Regions from separate parts of the Homo sapiens genome. Here region 2 is linked to region 1. Evidence: chromatin loops called from intact Hi-C (ENCODE). Cell type or tissue: dorsolateral prefrontal cortex. All regions are shown on one strand. Links, peaks and the distances in the headings refer to the core of each region. The heading gives the core; the rest is flanking DNA.

What was found. Peaks named below come from ENCODE experiments on the same cell type or tissue, not always from the same donor. Only the 100,000 strongest peaks of a DNase experiment are listed, where the experiment ranks them.
Region 2: a loop joins it to region 1, with 2.6 times the contacts of the local background. A loop is called at or near these places in 66 of 110 quality-filtered maps.

What each region holds. Positions count from the first base shown.
Region 1 is chr6:118,259,672-118,269,038 of GRCh38, forward strand. It overlaps SLC35F1 (solute carrier family 35 member F1), which reads left to right. Exons shown (of 8, transcript NM_001029858.4): 4 at 7,324-7,483. Among named protein-coding and RNA genes, the nearest start is that of PLN, 280 kb to the right of the region's middle. In dorsolateral prefrontal cortex, for the core only: CTCF peaks have their summits at 4,472 and 4,676; a DNase peak (open chromatin) is centred at 4,490.
Region 2 is chr6:117,981,421-117,990,787 of GRCh38, forward strand. All of the region lies in intron 1 of SLC35F1 (solute carrier family 35 member F1), which reads left to right. Among named protein-coding and RNA genes, the nearest start is that of SLC35F1, 79 kb to the left of the region's middle. In dorsolateral prefrontal cortex, for the core only: no CTCF peak of the experiment used is centred there; a DNase peak (open chromatin) is centred at 4,810; H3K27ac peaks cover 4,569 bases.

The DNA of each region.
Region 1 (9,367 bases), core at 426-8,425:
TACCACTCCACACCCAGCAGGATAGCAAAAATCAAAAAAAAAAATACAGTAACAAATGTTGATAGGATAAAGAGAAACTAGAACCCTTGTACATTGCTGATGTGATTGCAGAATGGAATGGACACTGGAAAAGAGTTTAGCAATTCCTCAAAGTGTTAAACACTGAGTTACTATATGACCTGGCAGGGCCACTTCTCAATATCTACCCAAAGAAATGAAGCCCACATGTTCCTCATAAAAGCTTGCTTGAAAATGTTCGTTGCAGTATTATTTATAATAACCCAAGAGTGGAAACAACCTAAATGTTCATCAACTGAGCAATGTGTAAGTAAAACATGATATATCCATACAGTGCAATATTATTCAGCAGTAAAAAGGAATGAGGTGTGATACATGAACAACATGGATGAACCATGAAAACATCATGTTAAATGAAAGAAACCAGTCACAAAGGGTCACATATTGTATGATTTCATTCATATGAAATAGTCAGAATAGGTAAATCCATAGAGACAGAAAGTAGATTCATGTTTGCCAGGAGCTGTGAGGAGAGAGGAATGTACAGTAACTGCTAGTGGGTATGGAGTTTCTTTTGAGGATGGTGAAAAGGTTCTGAAATTAGATAGTAGTGATGGCTGTACAACTTCATGAATACACTAAAAACCACTAATTGCATACTTTAAAAGGGTGAAATTTATAGTATATTTATTATATCTCAACAATGTTAAGCTAAATCTAATGATATGATAAAGTATCTATATTACAGGTTTAGGGTTTTTAATTTTTTTTAAAAAAGAAGGCAACTTCTTTTGGGTGTCTTTATCCTAAACTGGGAGTCCCTGGAGTGCAGGGACAGTTTTATCTACCTTATCACAAAGCCTGGCTATGCCCATATAAAGCAGTCACACAACAAAAAATTATTAAATAAATGAATGTAGTGTTTCCTTATGGTGTTATGAATTTCCTGAGGGAAGAAAGAAAGGATATCTTGTTCATCTATATATGCCTTCACTGTCTCCACTCAAAACCTGGGATTTGGTAAATGCCCAGTAAATGTTAGCTGAATGAAAGAATAAACTTTTCCTGGCTTTATTCTTCCTCTAATTCTGCAGTTCTCATGACTTCCTCACTACCATTCCGCTAATTTCATTTAACCTATTTCTTCTACAAAATATGAATTTTATCCCTGTAATATTAGTTGTGTGTATCTACGCCTTTGTCTGTGAATGTATTTAATTGACTTGTGTCTGTCTCTCTAATGTCTTTGTGATTATAACTGAATTTATAAAACTCTGAAGTTACTCTGTTCACTTGACTGGATGAGGCCAACTGGCACTTGAATGATGGTGATGATGCAATATTTTTGACCTACACAGATTCCATTGCACAATCACTCTTATAAAGTTATATGGTTGTGATAAATGCAATTGTACTACATGACTCTCAAAATTGATGCAAAGTGATTAAACAAAGAAAATAATATAAATTCTGTCCCCATGGCATGTCTTATAACCACACGAAGCCCAACAGCCTCACCTGTGGTGTGATACCTTAGTATCCAGTCAATATCATACTTGGCCTTGGATTCTCTCCTGAAACATCCAGAGGCCTTCCCTGGTGCTGACTGATGAAGGAATTCCATTTCATGAGACTTAGGCCATAAAAATATGCTTACTGCAAAATGGCCAACTATCTCCTCTTCTTGGATTTGGGCTGGCTCAAAATTATTCAGAACAACACTATATACAAATATGCATATATACATATGCATACACAAGCATAATAGTCAACACATTTTCTTTGTAGAAAATTTAAATTAAAGTGCACAGTGTCAGAGTAACAGAATGCAGGTCAGCAGGATTTAGGGCCCACGTGAACGCACACAGGGGCTGGGGCTTTGGGCTTTGGTAAACGCTCAATAAATGTCAGCTGAATGAAGAATAAACTTTTTCTGGCTTTATCTCTCCTTTAATTCTTGAACTCTCATGACTTCCAAGGGGGTTTTGCAGGAAAGAGCCAGAGAAACAGAGAAGAGAGTGAGGTTCCCTTGGATATTGAAGGGAGGGGGGCTGTAGCAGCTGGCCACCCACTTGGCAGGGGTGAGGCAGAAGCACCGATGACCCAGAGGACTTCCTCTCTCTGCTTTTCCTAACTCCCTCTATCCCACCCCTCTGGGGCTGGGATGTGCCAGCAGTTGCCCGAAGCCCCTGGTAGCATTGCTAAGGGGAGACAGCCCCCTAATCCCCATCCCATGTTACTGCTCCACAGCCTGTGCCTCTCCCTGCATCCCAGACTTAGAGTTGTGAACTCTTGTGGACCAAAGACTTGTAAAATATTCTGTAAAACCGGGATACAATTGGGGAGACACACCAGCTGTAAAGAGGGTTTGCAGCCTGAAGGCAGATCTCACAGACACTCAGAAAATGTTCCATCTTCATGAGACTGTCCACTACTGGGACAGCTTCATGACCGTGTTTGAGGGGGCTGCGCGCATCATGATGAGCACACTTTCGGAAGTGTGGGTGTCTAAAGCCAGGTTAAGGGGTCTGCGGAGTGCTGGCAAAGGAAGGGAGCATCCACAGAAGTCCAAAGAGAAGCTCGAGTAGATTTTGGCAGGAAGGAAGGGATGGGATGCGTGTGTGCAGGAGAGGGCATAACCAAATGTGATTAAAGGCCACAGAGAAAGGCACAGTGATAAGATGGTCAGAGATCAGCTGGAGTGGAAAAGAAAAAGAGGTAGGGAGAAAGAGGGGAAATTAAATGACGCTTCAATCTTCCTGTACATATACATATTTTTAAAATTTTAGTGCTACTTAATGTTGACTGTCTTCTGTTGTCTTAAAAGTAATGTCAGCATGAACCTTTTTTATTTAAATAACTTTTGGAAGCTGCACTTGAACTCCGATCTAGCAGTCCAGACGCTAGTGTTTTAGCCCCAGTTCTAATACTAATTTGCTTTTCTCTTAGACCATCAGTTCCCTTATTTATAGAGTAGATACAGTCATAACTCCCTTAAAGGGCTGTTGTGAAGATTTACTTTGTCTACCATAAAAATAACATAATCGTTTTTACAAACTGTAAGTGCAAACTTAATGCAACCAACTGTAAATGTTGTTTAAAACTACAGGGTTCAAGCTGGGCGCTGTGGCTCAGGCCTGTAATCCCAGCAGTTTGGGAGACTGAGGCAGGAGGATTGCTTGAGCCCAGGAGATTGAGGCGAGCCTGGGCAATATAATGAGACCCCATCTCTATTTAGAAAATGAATTTAAAAAAAAACTACAAGGTTCAAATTGTAATCCTGTTGCTATCACCATGACTTCAGAGACTTTTCTCCAGCCATTGTGTACTGTGTGCCTCCATGTCTCTATCTTTTTGTTTGTTTTGTTCTGTTTTGTTTTGTTTTGAGACAGAATCTCACTCTGTTGCCCAGGATGGAGTGCAGTGGTACAATCTCAGCTTCTTGCAACCTCTGCCTCTCAGGTTCAAGCGATTCTCCTGCCTCGGCCTCCCAAGTAGCTGGAATTACAGGCATGCGCCATCATGCCTGGCTAATTTTTGTATTTTAGTAGAGACAGGGTTTCTCCATGTTGGCCAGGCTGGTCTCGAACTCCTGACCTCAAGTGATCCTCCCGCCTCAGCCTCCCAAAGTGCTGGGATTACAGGTGTGAGCCACTGTGCCCGGCCGTGTCTATAAAATTAGAAAACAGAATCGTAGACACCTCTGGCATGTGTTGCCTAAGGATTCAAGGCATAAGGAGAATAAAATTCGTTTAAATCCTTAGGGGGAAAAAAGGAATCTATGTAAATCTAAGAGTAATAAACACTTCACTTTTCCATTAAAGTATTTTTAATGTCCTTGGAGATTTTTCAGAGCATAAGATGGTTATAAAATAATATTTGTTTATTTTTTCATATGGATATTTTATAATTTCTTTTTAGATTCAGAGATGTATGCAAAGAAAGTTAAATCTACTGAAAAGATTAATGGCAATCAGAAGAGGAGTTTTTGTTTGTTTGTTTGTTTGTTTTCTTTTTTAACAGTTTCAGTTATAATGCTTCTCTTTTCTACTTCTCTAACAACCACTTAGCCAAGGAATTAAGCTACGAGAAAACTGTTGAAAAATTATTTTGTCAGTATGTTTTATGTTATGTGACCACGAGGGGAAAGCTGAAGGCAAAAATCACTAAAAAAGAATAGCCTGTTTACTAAGAGCAGCTGCCAAACAGTTTCTCTTCAACAGTTACAGATGCCATGGTGAGAGCTTCAGCTGTAGCAATTAAATATTCCTGTCATTGACCTTCACTAAAACATTGTCCAAAAAATTATTATGACATAACTTCTGCTGATACTAACAATTTGTGTGACCTTGAGCACATCATTTCACCTCTTAGGACTTAGGAAGCCTCAACTATTAAATACAAGGGTCTTGGTGATTCTAAACTGAGGAGATACTGCCCTCCAGGGGCGTTTGCAAATGTGTAGAATGTTTAACGGTCAAGGCCCAGCAATGCTAACTGCCCTGCAGAGAGCATGAGACAATCTTGCAAAATCAGTTGTCCCACCCTAAATGCCAGTAGCAACCTTGATTATCTCTAATGTCCCTTCTGACAGTCAGTGATACCATATGTCTGACAATTCATTGATTTATTCAGCCACCAATTACTGAGGCCCCATTGTATGATAAGCACCAGGCTTCTCTCCTCAAATGCCCCAGAAACACTGGCTTGATTGTATCCTTCTTTAAGAAAAATTATGATTATATTCTTCTTTCCCTTCTCTTCTTTCTAAAAGTTTGCACTTACCCACAGGACCACCTGACACTTACAAATAAGGATTTTCCAACTCAAACCATTAGAGGAATAGATCTCAGGACTCATCAAGTGCTTTGGCTTTTCTAATGACACTGAGAACCTAAAAGCTCACTTCAGCTCTCCTCAAAGATTGGACCATGGCCTAGCTTGCCCTCAATAATTCAGGAATAGAGGCCTTCAGCTCCACTGACTGAGGGCTTCCAGCCAGATAATGAAACCCTAATTCTGTAGTGTGCAGCTAAATATTTCAACTTGATTCAATCATTTTTAATTTTTAACACAAAACACCAACTGTTTTATGCCCAGTGAACAGTTTTCAATGACAAACTGAAATTTCCTAATACACTGAAATAGCATCTGAGGCTAGCTGTAAAACCTACCTTAGAGCATATTACCACATCATTAACTCACATTGCTAATTAACTGCAGTGAGCAACTGTGTGCTGTAGTACAATCCTACCTGCCACCACCTCCTTCCTGTAGCCCCTCCAAGAGTGCTGTGACCTTTGGGCTCAGCCCCCAGCCATCACAGTGCTACTTAGCATTCACGTGGTCCTTCCTCACCTTATCATCTCAGCAACCTCAGGGATAGCTTACTATTCTGAGTGCTTGTTTCATTTTGCAGAGGAGAAGACCAGTGCACAGAGAAACATGAGCATCTGTCCAGGTCACAAAAAGCTTTGGGGATAGAGGGGATTCACAATGCTATTTGCAGTGCCAAGAAGCCACTCTGATGTTCAGGGATGCTTTGCAAATACGCAAACCTTTTCCAGCCTTCAGTGAATCTTGGAGACTCTATTTTGATGTTTCTGGTCATTAAAAATCTTTGTATATATTTGTTCAATAACTCTTATTGAATACTCCTCTTAATCCCTGCAGTGTTCTGATGCCAATAATCCTGTGCTAATTAAGTACTATTACAATTGGAACTACAGAGGAGAAGTACAGCATTCAACAAAAGCATCAAACAGGACTCGACCTAGCCTGGGGATCTAAGAGGCTTTCCTGAGGAGGCAAATTATAAGTGCAGGCCTGAAGGATAAAGGAGGAGGAAGTTCAAGCAGTGGAGCTCCTCCAGAAGGAGGAGTGTACATAAGTGAAGGCCCTGGGGCATGAAGGAGAGGCTTGTTCCATGTAGCAGAGGATGTTAGCTCAGTCTAGGTGGCAGAAGTGGGAGAGGGTGGCATGAGTAGATTTGAGAGATGTTTGGAAGATTAAATTGGCAGAATTTGGTAATCAATAGGATATAGGCAATGAAAGTGAAGGAGTATTGAGGATCACTGCCCTGTACTGGCAGCTGGGTGGTAGAGGCCACTTGTTTAGAATTCCAGCAAGGAGATATACTGGATGGTTGGACAAATCATAAGTTCCTCATGTGGTACAAGGAACTTGCAGTTCTATGTGACATCACTTTGTCTAAGAAAGACCCTGTCTTGGATAGTGTATCCAGAGGTCTTACCACAGTGTGGTAGAATCTGAATTAGTTCCATGGAGCCCAAAGAGTGTGTTTGAAAGCAGAGTTATAGACCAGCAATGAGGGCCTCGTGATTTAAGAATTACTTTCATATGTAGTATCTCTGAGGTTCATGCTGATCTTTGGGGAAAGTTGTTATCTTCATTTTACTAACAGAAATTTGAGGCTCCTGAGCTTGTGATTTGCCCAAGGTCACATAGCTGTAAATGAGAATCTGTACTCAAATTCAGGTCTTCTGGCTCCTAGCACAGGGGTCTTCTCATTTCACCACATTATCTCTCTACATAATTGGGGCAAATTCTCTATCAACTCTTTGGACTTACATGTCAGATGGAATCTCACTATTTGTACAAAATATATAAAAAATGAAATCAAATTTTTTTGCTATACTCTATTCAACTTTCTTTAAAAAATTTTTTTTCTAATAGTTCTTTTAAGTATTTCTACTTTTGAGACTCATATTTGTATTTATATTTAGAGCACTTTTTTATTTTAAGAATGAAATGACAAGAACAGATCAATTTTTACTGGTAGCAGGAAGACAGCTGTCCAGGAGAAATTAAATTCAACTTTTGTCTAATTTCTAATAATTCATAAAACATTATAAGACCTCTGCACCCTCATCTCCCATTCCCGGATCTACTCGTAAAATAGGGGGACAATGTAAAAAGGCTGGGTGTACTGTCCCCGAACCAAAGATGTTCCCATGGAGCATGGCCTGGCCCTGAGGAAGACAGGAGGCAGAGCTGCCCCAGCACCTGGAGGCAGGAGACTCTTCACCACCAGCCTGTCTTATCAATTTGCCTTCTCCCCTTTCCCTTAAAGTTTGGGGGATGTTTACAATTAAGTAAATAAATAAAGCTAATTTCCATTTATTTCAGAGTCTGTTTTAAGTACATCAAGTCTGGGTCTACACAAAATCTCAGGTTCAGGGGAAAGGCAGAACCCTTTCTGCAGAACTAAATTACTTTTCCCTACTACATGGAATGCTTCCTCCTGAATCTCCTGTTGTTGTTTACCTTCATCCCTCCCAATAGCTCCTGGACTGTTTTGTGATCCCAGTCGTGATTTTGCTCTCCTGGTTCTTCCTGCTGATCCGGTACAAGGCTGTGCATTTCATCGGCATCGTTGTCTGCATCCTGGGAATGGGCTGCATGGTGGGAGCAGATGTGCTTGTGGGAAGACATCAGGGAGCAGGTGAGTCTTCGGATGTTCACCAGGTTCCTTACCTCTGCGGGTGAGGCCAAGGCAAGAAATGGAATGTTCATAGTTGGGTGAAAACAAGGACCTTAGGAACCTGGATTTCCCACTATCTGTGTCCTGTTCATGTCTGTTCCCCACACCTGAAACAGGGCACACAGGAGGTGCTTAATGCATGTTTCTTGAGTGCATGAGTTTGCAAAATACAGCTTTCATGCCCTTTCTGCATCCATTCAGAAACATGCAGACAGTGTTTAAAACTGAGAGTCATGACCTACCAAGAAGATGTTTTGGAGGTCAGTCCGTTCCTGAACCAGCTGCCTGGCCCAAGCCCTGGTCCTTGGTAGAGTTGGTGGTAATGAGCTAATTCACTCCTGAGCCACAGGGCCTTCCACACATTTCCCCAACCCCAAACCTTTCTCTGTCAAGCCAGAGAAAGACTGAGCTTTCAAACTACTGGGTGAAGGTTGGTTTATAGGCCCACGAGTAAATAAAGTTTGAGGACTAGTTAGGAGTGCTCCATAATTTTAGGAGGGAGAGTTAAGTTCAGTCTTCTCACACATGGTTTTTAATTTGCTTTGCGAGGAGGGGTTATTGGTATCAATTAGAGTTTATAAACCCATAAGGTAAAGCTGCATGATTCACTCATCAAATTGCTGTGAATCTGCTGGGGGAGCCCTGAGTCAGGGTGGTTTCCAGAAGACCCTTTTTAAAGCATTGCAATTCTTTAAAATATACCAAAATTTTAGCTACAGAAGGGTTTTTGGAACAGAAAAAAAATGACCTTCTTTGTTAACATTAGAAATGGGATAGAAAGTACCCACTTTTCTATAGTTCTTGGAATTGCCCCTTCTTCTAGGAAATTAGATGATAAAGAGTCAAAAGTGGACCGTTTCTCTTTATGAGACAAGGTCACGTTAAGTCTCTGAAACAATGTCATGTATGTTGTACCATAGAACTTTATAACTGAAAAGGACCTTGTTCAACTCCTTTGTAATTGACATATGTGAACACCAAGATCCATCCAAACCAAGTGAGTTGCCCAAAGTCACAGAGCTGACAAAGCAGAGACTGGAACACAAGGCCCCCGGCCTCCAGGGCAGGCCTCTTTCTCTGTCCCATGTTGCTGGGAGCTGAAGATACAACATAGAACAAAAGAGAGACAGCCTCAGCCTCACACATCCACACCATCTACACAACACCATCAGTCCCCACTTCAATAGAAATCTGAAAATAAATACCTCAGTGTTTCCCAGATTCTCTTCTATGAAACACTGGTTCCATGACATATTGATAGACGTCATATGAAAAGGCCAATATTATGCTATATACATGTAGTAATGTTGATATGAATAATCTTTTTGGACCAATCAGATAATATTTTTGTCTTATACAATGTGGCCAGTTGTTCTAAAGTCATATATATGTATATATATATATATATTTTTTTTTTTTTTTTTTTTTTTTTTTGAGACAGAGTCCCGCTCTGTTGCCCAGGCTGGAGTGCAGTGGCGTAATTTCAGCTCACTGCAACCTCCACCTCCCGGGTTCAAGTGATTCCCCTGCCTCAGCCTCCCAAGTAGCTGGGATTACAGGCACCTGCCACCACACCCAGCTAATTTTTGTATTTTTAGTAGAAACGGGGTTTCATCACATTGACCAGGCTAGTCTTGAACTCCTGACCTCAAGTGCTCCACCAGCCTCGGCCTCCCAAAGTGCCAAGATTACAGGCATAAGCCACTGCGGCCGGCCTAAAGTTGTAATTTCATTACACTTTCTCAGCTTTCCGCACACTGTGTAAACACAGGCTAAGCAGAAGCAAGTACCCTTAGTTATAAAAACTCTATCTTCATGAACCCCAGCCATTCATCTTGGCCATCA
Region 2 (9,367 bases), core at 808-8,807, 280 kb before region 1:
AGCAAGAGAAAGTGACTGCAGGAAGGCTGAGTGGAGAGGCTTCCATGGTGTTGTCACAGTGCATGAGGGAGGATTGAGGGAGGTGACATCAGGGAGTGCTGGGAGTTGACAGGGCATTTAAATAACTTAGTGGGATTACATTATTGAAATGCCTCTGTATGGTTCTATTCCCAAGCATCATTGGAGGGCTTCTGCATGTTTATAGGGGCTGAAGTACGTGGGACGGCAAGCAGTCATGAAAAGAAAAAGAGGCTACGTGAAGTGGAATATAGTTAATGGTTAATGTTTTATTTTTGGAGTTAATGTTAAGCTTTACATTTTCTAAACTCTGTTAAACTATGTAACAGTGGTCAAAGACTTTTTTTTGTATATTCATACCACAACCTACACTATTCTTTTATAATCCCAATCTTTTACAGTAGTTATCAGCATTGTTTTTACATTGCCTTTTTTTCTTATTTTTTCCCAAGAAATCATTTTGGGGCAGGGAGAAATTCTCCATAGACTCCATGGTGCCTCTGCTGCCTGATGGATGTTAAGGATTCTGATGTCAGTCTGACAAGCTAGGCATTGCATTCTCTGTATGTTTCAAGATCACAGCTCCATGCTTATGCTTTTAAGAATACAAAAATACGAGATTCATATTTAATCTGTGATCTATTACAACCCCCAAATCTGTTTCTGTCAAACTTATATTTAAAATATATTTATTTACAGTTTCTGTTTTTCTTTCTAAATAAATTAGCCTTTCTTTATTTCTTTTTACATTGATGTGATCTGTAAATCAGTTATAGGAAATGAAGTAATTTTGACTCTAACTTTACTGGGTGTATTTCTGTCATGTATTTCTTGTTAGCTTTTCCTTCTGAGATGACAACAAATATTTTTGAAAATTACTGAATTGCAGATGGTATGAAAGGAGACCAAGAAGTCAATATTTAATGAGGATTTTGACTAGCATTGAAGCCTTTATTTCAAGAAATAAAAACTATGATTTTAGAGAACAGCAGGTTCTTTTCCCTAATCTTCATTCTTCGTTTCCATGCACATAAAATGTTATGGAAGTACAAAGGGTAGAAACTATTTTAATTTTCCTTGACAACAGCATTCAGAACATTAGCAGTGGTGAATAATGTGGGATGATGAGTTGACATTTAATTGGAGCAGAATCTGTGGTATGGATGGACAAAGAGAACCTCATAGGAGCTCTGACTTCAGAATAGACTCCACTCTGCTTGGAAAGTGCTTCCAACTGGCAGAATTGTATGAACATTATCAGTGAGAACTTCTCAGAAGAGAGTGCAGTTAAGGCATCAGATCTGGAGCTTGAGGTACTTCTACTCAAAGAGAATGAATACGGATCTGACACTAAGATCCATGGAGAATGAATATGGAACTGAAACAAAAAAACGTAGTTTTTTTTTCTCCAAATTTTCTGTACATAATTACTTCTTTTAAAATATCAGCAAATTAACCAATCTGATTTTGGGCCATTACCCAGGAGACTCTCTACAAATACATTTATTAACCTTTCTGCATCTTCAGGTTCTCAGCTACATGATCTTCATTATCCAGCATCATTCCCTAATACCTTAATGAGGTGGTGACATTTAAATTTCACCTATTTCTCTGTCTGCCTACCTTTCTTGATTCTATTCATTAAACTGGAGAGACCTAGACTAGAACACTTGGTATAGAAAAAAGAAAAATATAATTTTTCCCTTTACTGCACTCTGTCAATAGACTTGTCATTGTATTCCCTCTGTCTCAAAGGGCAGTCAGCAACAGGATGGTGATAGATGAGTCTGAGGCCTAGAAAACCAACTCCAAGCACACACCTTTGGACAAGTGGCTTGTACACAGTCTTTTGTGGAGGAAGCATTTGGTGGCTCCCGCCTATAATCCCAGCACTTTGGGAGGCTGAGGCTGGCGGATCACGAGGTCAGGAGTTCGAGACCCGCCTGGCCAACATGGTGAAATCCCGTCTCTACTAAAAATACAAAAAAATTAGTCGGGTGTGGTGGCAGTTGCCTGTAATCCCAGCTACTCAGGAGGCTGAGGCAGGAGAATCACTTGAACCCAGGAGGCAGAGGTTGCAGTGAGCCAAGACTGCACCATTGCACTCCAGCCTGGGTGACAGAGTGAGACGCAGTGTCGAAAAAGAAAAAGAAAAGAAAAGAAAATTCAGAAGCAGCTGTAAATCTATGCCATGTTTTTAGATAGGAAAAAAAGTTTTTTCCTGATCCACAGAACTTTCCTCATTCTGACCTCACTGGCGAAATAGAAAGGTGTTTAAAGATAAAATAATAAAAACCCATTTGTGGTACAGCTGAAAAATCAAAACAGAAATGGTCAGTCTTTCTCTTTATGTTTAGTTAGAATTCATGCTGATCCCTTACACCTGTTGTGACTGGCCTGATTTTTTGAATGTTAGGCATGTAGGTGAATCTAAACTCGTGTGTCTAGGCCACTGTATAAAATTAGACTAGCTAAAGATGGAAGCTACAATGGGATGATAATTGGCCTTCCTTGGTCCTTCTTGAACCCTTTGAGAAGTATATTGTATTACTTCAGGGCATCCATTCTAAACTTGTTATAACCTGCCCTCCAACAACAGTTTAAACAGTAGGAAATAAGTAAAAACACATTTACTTTGAAAAAACTCCTTATATATTTGATAGTAACACAACTATCAAATATATAACCTCTATCTTCAGTTACTATTATTAATGGCAATGCTAATAATATTTTTCAGAGTTTATTGTGGAGCAGACTCACTGCCTGTTTTTATACAGCTTGCAAGCTAAGAATTGTTTTCACAATTTTAAATGGATGAAAAAAATCAAAAGAAATAAGCAGGCAGATCACGAGGTCAGGAGATCACCTGGCTAACGCAGTGAAACCCTGTCTCTACTAAAAATACAAAAGATTAGCCTGGTGTGGTGGCGGGTGCCTGTAGTCTCAGCTACTCAGGAGGCTGAGGCAGGAGAATGGCGTGAACCTCGGAGGCCGAGCTTGTAGTGAGCCGAGATTGCGCCACTGCACTCTGGGCGACAGAGCAAGACTCGGTCTCAAAAAAAAAAAAAAAAAAAGGAATAATATTTCATGACACATAAATGTATATGAAATTCAAATTTTAGTGTCCCAGAAGTTAAGTGTTACTGGATCCCAGCCATGCCCATTCATTTATGGATTCTCTGTGGCTGGTTTTGCGCTACAACAGCAGAGTTGGGTAGTTGCTGAAAAGCTTAAAATATTTACTGTCTGGTCCTGCACAGGAAAAGTTTGCCAACCCCAGCTCAATACAGGCTTTGCAATGTTAGATCACTTAATCTTCACAATAACTCTAGGCAGTATGTGCATTTATTGTTCTCTTTCTACAGATGCGTAAACTGAGGCTTAGAAAGGATATGAATTAACCAGAGTGCATGACAGAGCTGGGAGAGTAACTCACACATGTCTGATGTGGAAGCGCTAGTCCTTCATCCTACACTAAACTGCATCTCTCATTGGCTAACAACTCAATTTGTTTCTACAATGGTGTTACTGTCTTCTACACTACTTCTTAATTCTTCCTTTCCTCATTAAATGCAATATATGTATACTATTGCACAGAAAGCTAAGAATACTACAGATCACACTTTGATAAAACTTCCTTAATTGAATCAGGAGTCTATCAAAGTCTGTAGTTGCCTGAGCTTTTGATACCACATATGTGAGAATAAAAAATAATGTGTTTCTTTCCCCATTCCATTAATACCTATTGATGAACTTCCTATAGTAAATGCTGAGCAAACTGATGTGAGTATAGATTGAAACTGAGAGGTTGAATCACAGGATAAGAATATCCTGAGTCAAATTAGCCCCTTGAATTTGTTGCCTGTAACTTTTTAAATTGAGCAGGGATGGTACTCATTTAAATGTCTCTGTTTTTAATGGTGATACTCAGCTAAAAACAAACATTAGACAATTCACAATTCACTTGTAATGGGCACATGGAGGGAGAAAGTGCTTGAGAAATGGTATCTGAATTTATAGCTCAACTTGTATGCAGAGTTGTTTGTTGTGTAGAAAAATGCAACAATTAAAAAGTCATTACATTATACATTTCTAATTGGAGCATCTCAAGATGTTCATTAAACAGCATAAAGGATCATCTGAGGCCATTGAATACCTGTAGTTGAGTGGCATAACTATCTATACACACTTTTAAGCCGTATGCTCTGTATGTTGTTAAAATATCTTCAGAGAAACTGTGAATACCTCTATCCATTGACTCATTTCTTTTTGACTAGCAAGTCTTTCAATTAGTGAAGACAGAAAACAGCTCGTCAAATTAGTTCATGTTTTTCTTAATGTATCTTTAAATTTATAGAAAAAAGTAAATATGCATGCACTTAAGTTGGATATCTGTCTTAAAGTTAGGCCTCCTTTGTTTGCAAATAACAGAAAATATCGCTAACGTGAATGAAAATGGGGAACTTTATTGTAAACAGAGATGGGATCCAGGGGTATCTCATGGAATCCAAAGGCAATTAATGTGATGGGGTATCACAAAGGACTGGGCAGGGCTGGAAATGTTTGGAAGCTAGGCAGCTATGTTTTCATCTCTTTCTCACTCTGTCAGGCCAGATGGTCTCTTGTTTCAGATTCTTTGTAGTGTCTGCTTTAAGCTTGTCTTTTCTGCTTCTCCATTTACATATTGGAATATGGCCTTCTCACAGCTCACCAGAGACTAAACAGTGTCCCAGTTCTCATTTCCTGGGAGACAGAATCTGTTTGGCTTAGCTTGGATCAGATGGCTGCTCTGGGGCCAATGAGCTGTGGCCAGGGATATAGCTCCCGTAGTTTAAACATGGCCATCAGAGACCACTCTTGGATTGAGGATAATTTTCAGGAAAAATAAATGTCAGTCCAGGCAGAGCCTCAGAAAGGTATTTATTATACTACCCTAATTGTTCATGTCAGACCAAAAATGCAGGGGCCGCTTATTAATCAGTTTTACTTTTCTTACTTAACTCGGAAAAACTTACTAAGGATATAGTTTTAGGTTTTTATATGTTCTTTTTATTTTCTACAAGTGCTAGAGCCACCCTGGAAGTTGGATGTTTGAAACTGAATGTTTGTAAAGCTCACTGATTGGCCTCCATCCAAGCCCTGTTCCGGATCACCTCTTCCCCTGGGCATCTGAGGGCCCTTTGCCTCTGCCTGGCTGACCCCAATGCTGTGTCACATGCCTGATTTTCCGTCTCCACTAGTGGGAAATTGTTAGTCTGTCCCTCTATGCTGGAGAATTTTGAAAGATGAGGAATCAGTATATTTACCTCACTTGTTAAATGTGACAGCATCAAATATATCTGAGGTGCCATTTCTCTTTACCAGCTCTGAAGAGCTTTTGCTCTCGACATCACTGGCAGCTCCTACTGCTGGAGATGATTTCCAGCAGCCTGTGTTGGGCCTCTTAGGCTTAGTTCAGTTCCTTATCTATCAGGTGGGTGCTCATGATACAGACAGGTAAGGCACTGACTTACATAATTAGGTAGGTATAATAATTAAAAAATGCCTAGGGTACTAAGGAGTGCAGAGGAAGGGCATTCAGATAAACTGCCAGGGTTGAAGGGATGCTTCTTACAAAAATCACGTTAAAGGCCAAGCCTGTGCCTCACACCTAACTGCTTTCTCAATTTGTTTGCCTCTGTCCTGCAGGACCACCTTTGCCATAAATCAGGCAGCTATATATGTGCACATCTGCTTCGGCCCTATCCACTCATCTCTTTGTGCATGGGTCAGTTCCATGATGTCTTTATTGGAACTAGATGATAAGTTTGATATCTTGATATCAAGTAATGTAAGTCTTCTAGTTTCCTTCTTTCCCTTCTTTTTTTTTTCTTCCTTCTCCTCTTGTTCTTTTTCTTCCTCCTCCTCTTATTCGTCCATTTCCCCTTCCTCTTCTCCTTCTTTTTTTCCTCTTCCTCCTTCTCTCCTTCTCTTTCTCTTTCTCTCTTTCCTTCTCCGTCTCCTCCTCCCTTCCCTTCTCCTTTTCTTATCCTCTTTCTTCTTCCCTCCTCTCCTCATCTCTTTTCCCTCTTCCTCCAGGACACCCAGCCCAAACTCTGCACAGACTTAGGGTTTTACCAAAGCTTTTGAATTTGAGCTTGTTCCACTTTCCAATCCCTTAAATGATGCATCAAAAAGCCTGGTGATTACCTGCTTAAGAATGGCATGGGGGTGGTGTAGAAAAGAAAGGGAATGAATCTAGGAAGAACAAAGACAAACTCATATTTCCATAATTATTTTGCTCTGCAGATATAAGCTGCTTGGATAGTAAAGTGCTATCCTCTCCCAGATGTATAAAGATTGAGCTTGTGAATTATATGCCTGGCAATTTTTCTAAAACACATTATTTTATGTGTTTTTTAAATAACTGACAATATTCATTGGCAAATGCAAAATTATAAATTTTGCAGTCCAGGCAGTGAACTTTCAAAGGCTGAAAAAAATAGTTGTTTTTTCCAGGAGGCTTGAAGCTTGGGATGTGCAGTTAGAGCCCAACAGCGGTGGGCCATTCATAAAGGGATGACCAGGCTTTCTAGCTCCACAGAGAGGAGAGCCCAGAAAACCTACATCACTCCAAACCTACACTCTTTCTAGAGCAATCCAGTGGACACACATTACTCCTTGAGAACTCCACAAAGCCAGGGATTGTGTGGGCTCCATCGTTACTGAGTTTCGAGCCCCAGCAAAGAGCAGGGTACAGCAGGTGCCCAACCATATTTATTAAGTGAATGAACTTGGTGTAGGTGTAAAGCAGAATTTCTTGTGTTTGAATCACTTTGAACTATAATTATTTTAACCTGAGGTTGGAGACAAGATGGTGGACTTTCTGCTTGTAGTCACTTCCCTTATATCCCAGAGCAGCAAACCCATCTAGGCTAATACAATATCATAATTCAGTTAACTTTCTTAATTTAGTTCAATCAAAAATATAAGGATTTCTCTAAGCCATAGGAGACTTTTCTTCAGAGAACACCAGTAGGATGACAAAACTCTCAAATCTCCTGGGTATATTTGTGTTTATGCAGAGTTGAAAACTTCCCAGAGCCAGCCCCTCAACCGAGATGGTCCTTTGGAGATAAGCCAGAAGTGTGAAAGTTGTTTCAATGATATTATTTGAATATGGAGAGATGTACCAATGTTATTAATATTGACCAGCCTGACCATTAACTCTGATTTTTTTTGTGATACTGAGGAATGTGCCAGCACAAAAAGTTCCCCTGGAAGAAGATAAACACCATGGCTTAATAATGTGGGAGAGAGTTGGTTTCTTAGTTTCTATTATTAAAGTCCTATTTACAGTAGGAGCAAATGGGGAGTTAGTGTTTATTGGGTACAGAGTTTCTGTTTGGGATGATGAAAAAGCTCCAGAGTTGGATGATGGTGATGGTCACACAGCAATGTGAATATACTTAATGCCACTAAACTGCACACTTAAAAGTGGTTAAAATGGGCAAATTTTATGTTATGTATATTAATCAGAAAAACAGTCCTACTTTGTAAGTTTTGGGAGGTGTCATATTTTGAAGCAGTTGTTATTATCTCCATAAAAAGATAGGTAGAGAGGAAGTTGGTAGTACCCAGGGAGCTGACTGGGACTCAAGTCTCGGATGATTCGTAGTCAGTGACTTCTCATAGGTCACCTCTGAAAGGGTCATTGCATTCAGCAATCCCTCCACTCCCTGTCCACTCCCCAAATCCCAGCAGCTCGAATGTTACATTGTGGTAAATAATGAGCCTCTGTTTCCAGACAAAACAGTTTCACAAACAGCATCCTTGTACCATTTTTAGCTGAACACATTTTATTCCTTTCTCTGTCCCCTAATGGGAAACCATCTCTGTACTGTCAAAGCATGCACTGTGCTTTCTGGAAGACTGTCACCAGTGGAGGAAGTGCTTTCCACTTGTAGCCTGTCAGATAATTTGGGATTCTTCTGCATGTGAAGTGGCATGTCTGGGAGAAAAGACCTCCTACTCAAAATAATTTTTGGTCCGATTGTCCTAGGTAGTTTTCATTTTGAGGCAGCTTTATCTCAAACATTTAATCTTGGGATGTTCTGAGGCCTCTTTGGTTCACCGAGGGAGTTTTAAAAATGGAAACTAGACTGTAATTTCTGAATTTATAAATGATTTGCTATTTTGTTAATTTTTTGTAAATTCTAAGTACAGTGTTTAAAGGTAAATATCCTAAAACTGGGAACAACTACTAAACTTAATGTTGGATTTAATTCATTTTTTCAGTGAATGGATATAAATTTATAGTTATAGTTTATAAGTAGAATAAAGTAAAGCAATGACTGGTGAAAGAATGCTAGTAAAGCTTTGGTATGCTTTAAGAAAAGGGAAAAAAACAAAGACTAGAGCAAAGCCTGTAACTTGATTTTCTAGCAAAGCCCTCACAGAAATATCAAGTTCATGTGGTCTGACAAGTAACAATGTTTTATCCATTTTGTAATTTTGCACTATGAATAAAACTATATATATGTGGTATATTTTTTGGTAGCAGAGCTGAGTCCAACTTAGCATATCGTCCTGACAGTGAAGCACCTAGATTCAGTATTTTCTTTCTGCTTGAATATCTGATTCCAAATGGCACCTGAGAGTTTTTATTTCCCTTGGTTAAAAGTTGCTAAGTGGATGGTTTCCATTTTAAGGGCACCTGAATTATTTAAAAATTAAAAAATATTAAAGGCATCAGGTGAAGATCCTTCATTCCAGTGTACTTCTGAATTTTACTGCAGAACTAGAATTCTGAATCCTGAGCTTTAGAGTCACAGTTATTTTATCTAGGAAATAACCAGACCTGTATACTAAGGAATTTCTGTCTCACGCTGGAGGCCATTGGGAAGTGTGAGTAGTTTTAGACAAGAATTTCACACTTAGGCTGTGTTTGCACCATATGCTTCTCCATCCTTTCTCCTCCCCAGTGAAATGTCTTCTCTGGTTTATCTGGTGGTAGATTTCCATGGAAGTTACTAGGTAACTGAAGAAGTATATTATTTCAATAATTTCAAAATTCAAAGAAGAAATAGGACATTCTGTTGTACAAAATAGTGCAGCTCAAGGCAACTCATCAATTGCTCCTTGCTTGCATTTGCATTGCAATTTGCATTTTACAGAGTGATTGCCTGTACACCAGCTCATTTGTTCTTAGAATTACTCTGTGAGCAAGTGCCTACTGGGTACTGAGTCCTGTGCTAGGTATCAGAAGGTATGTAAAAGAAGGTGGAGAAGAAGGCCTTTGTCCTTTTAAAATCAATTCTTGATTTTATGACGTGTTAGAGATTAGGGGTATTAATAGCAGAGAGGTTGT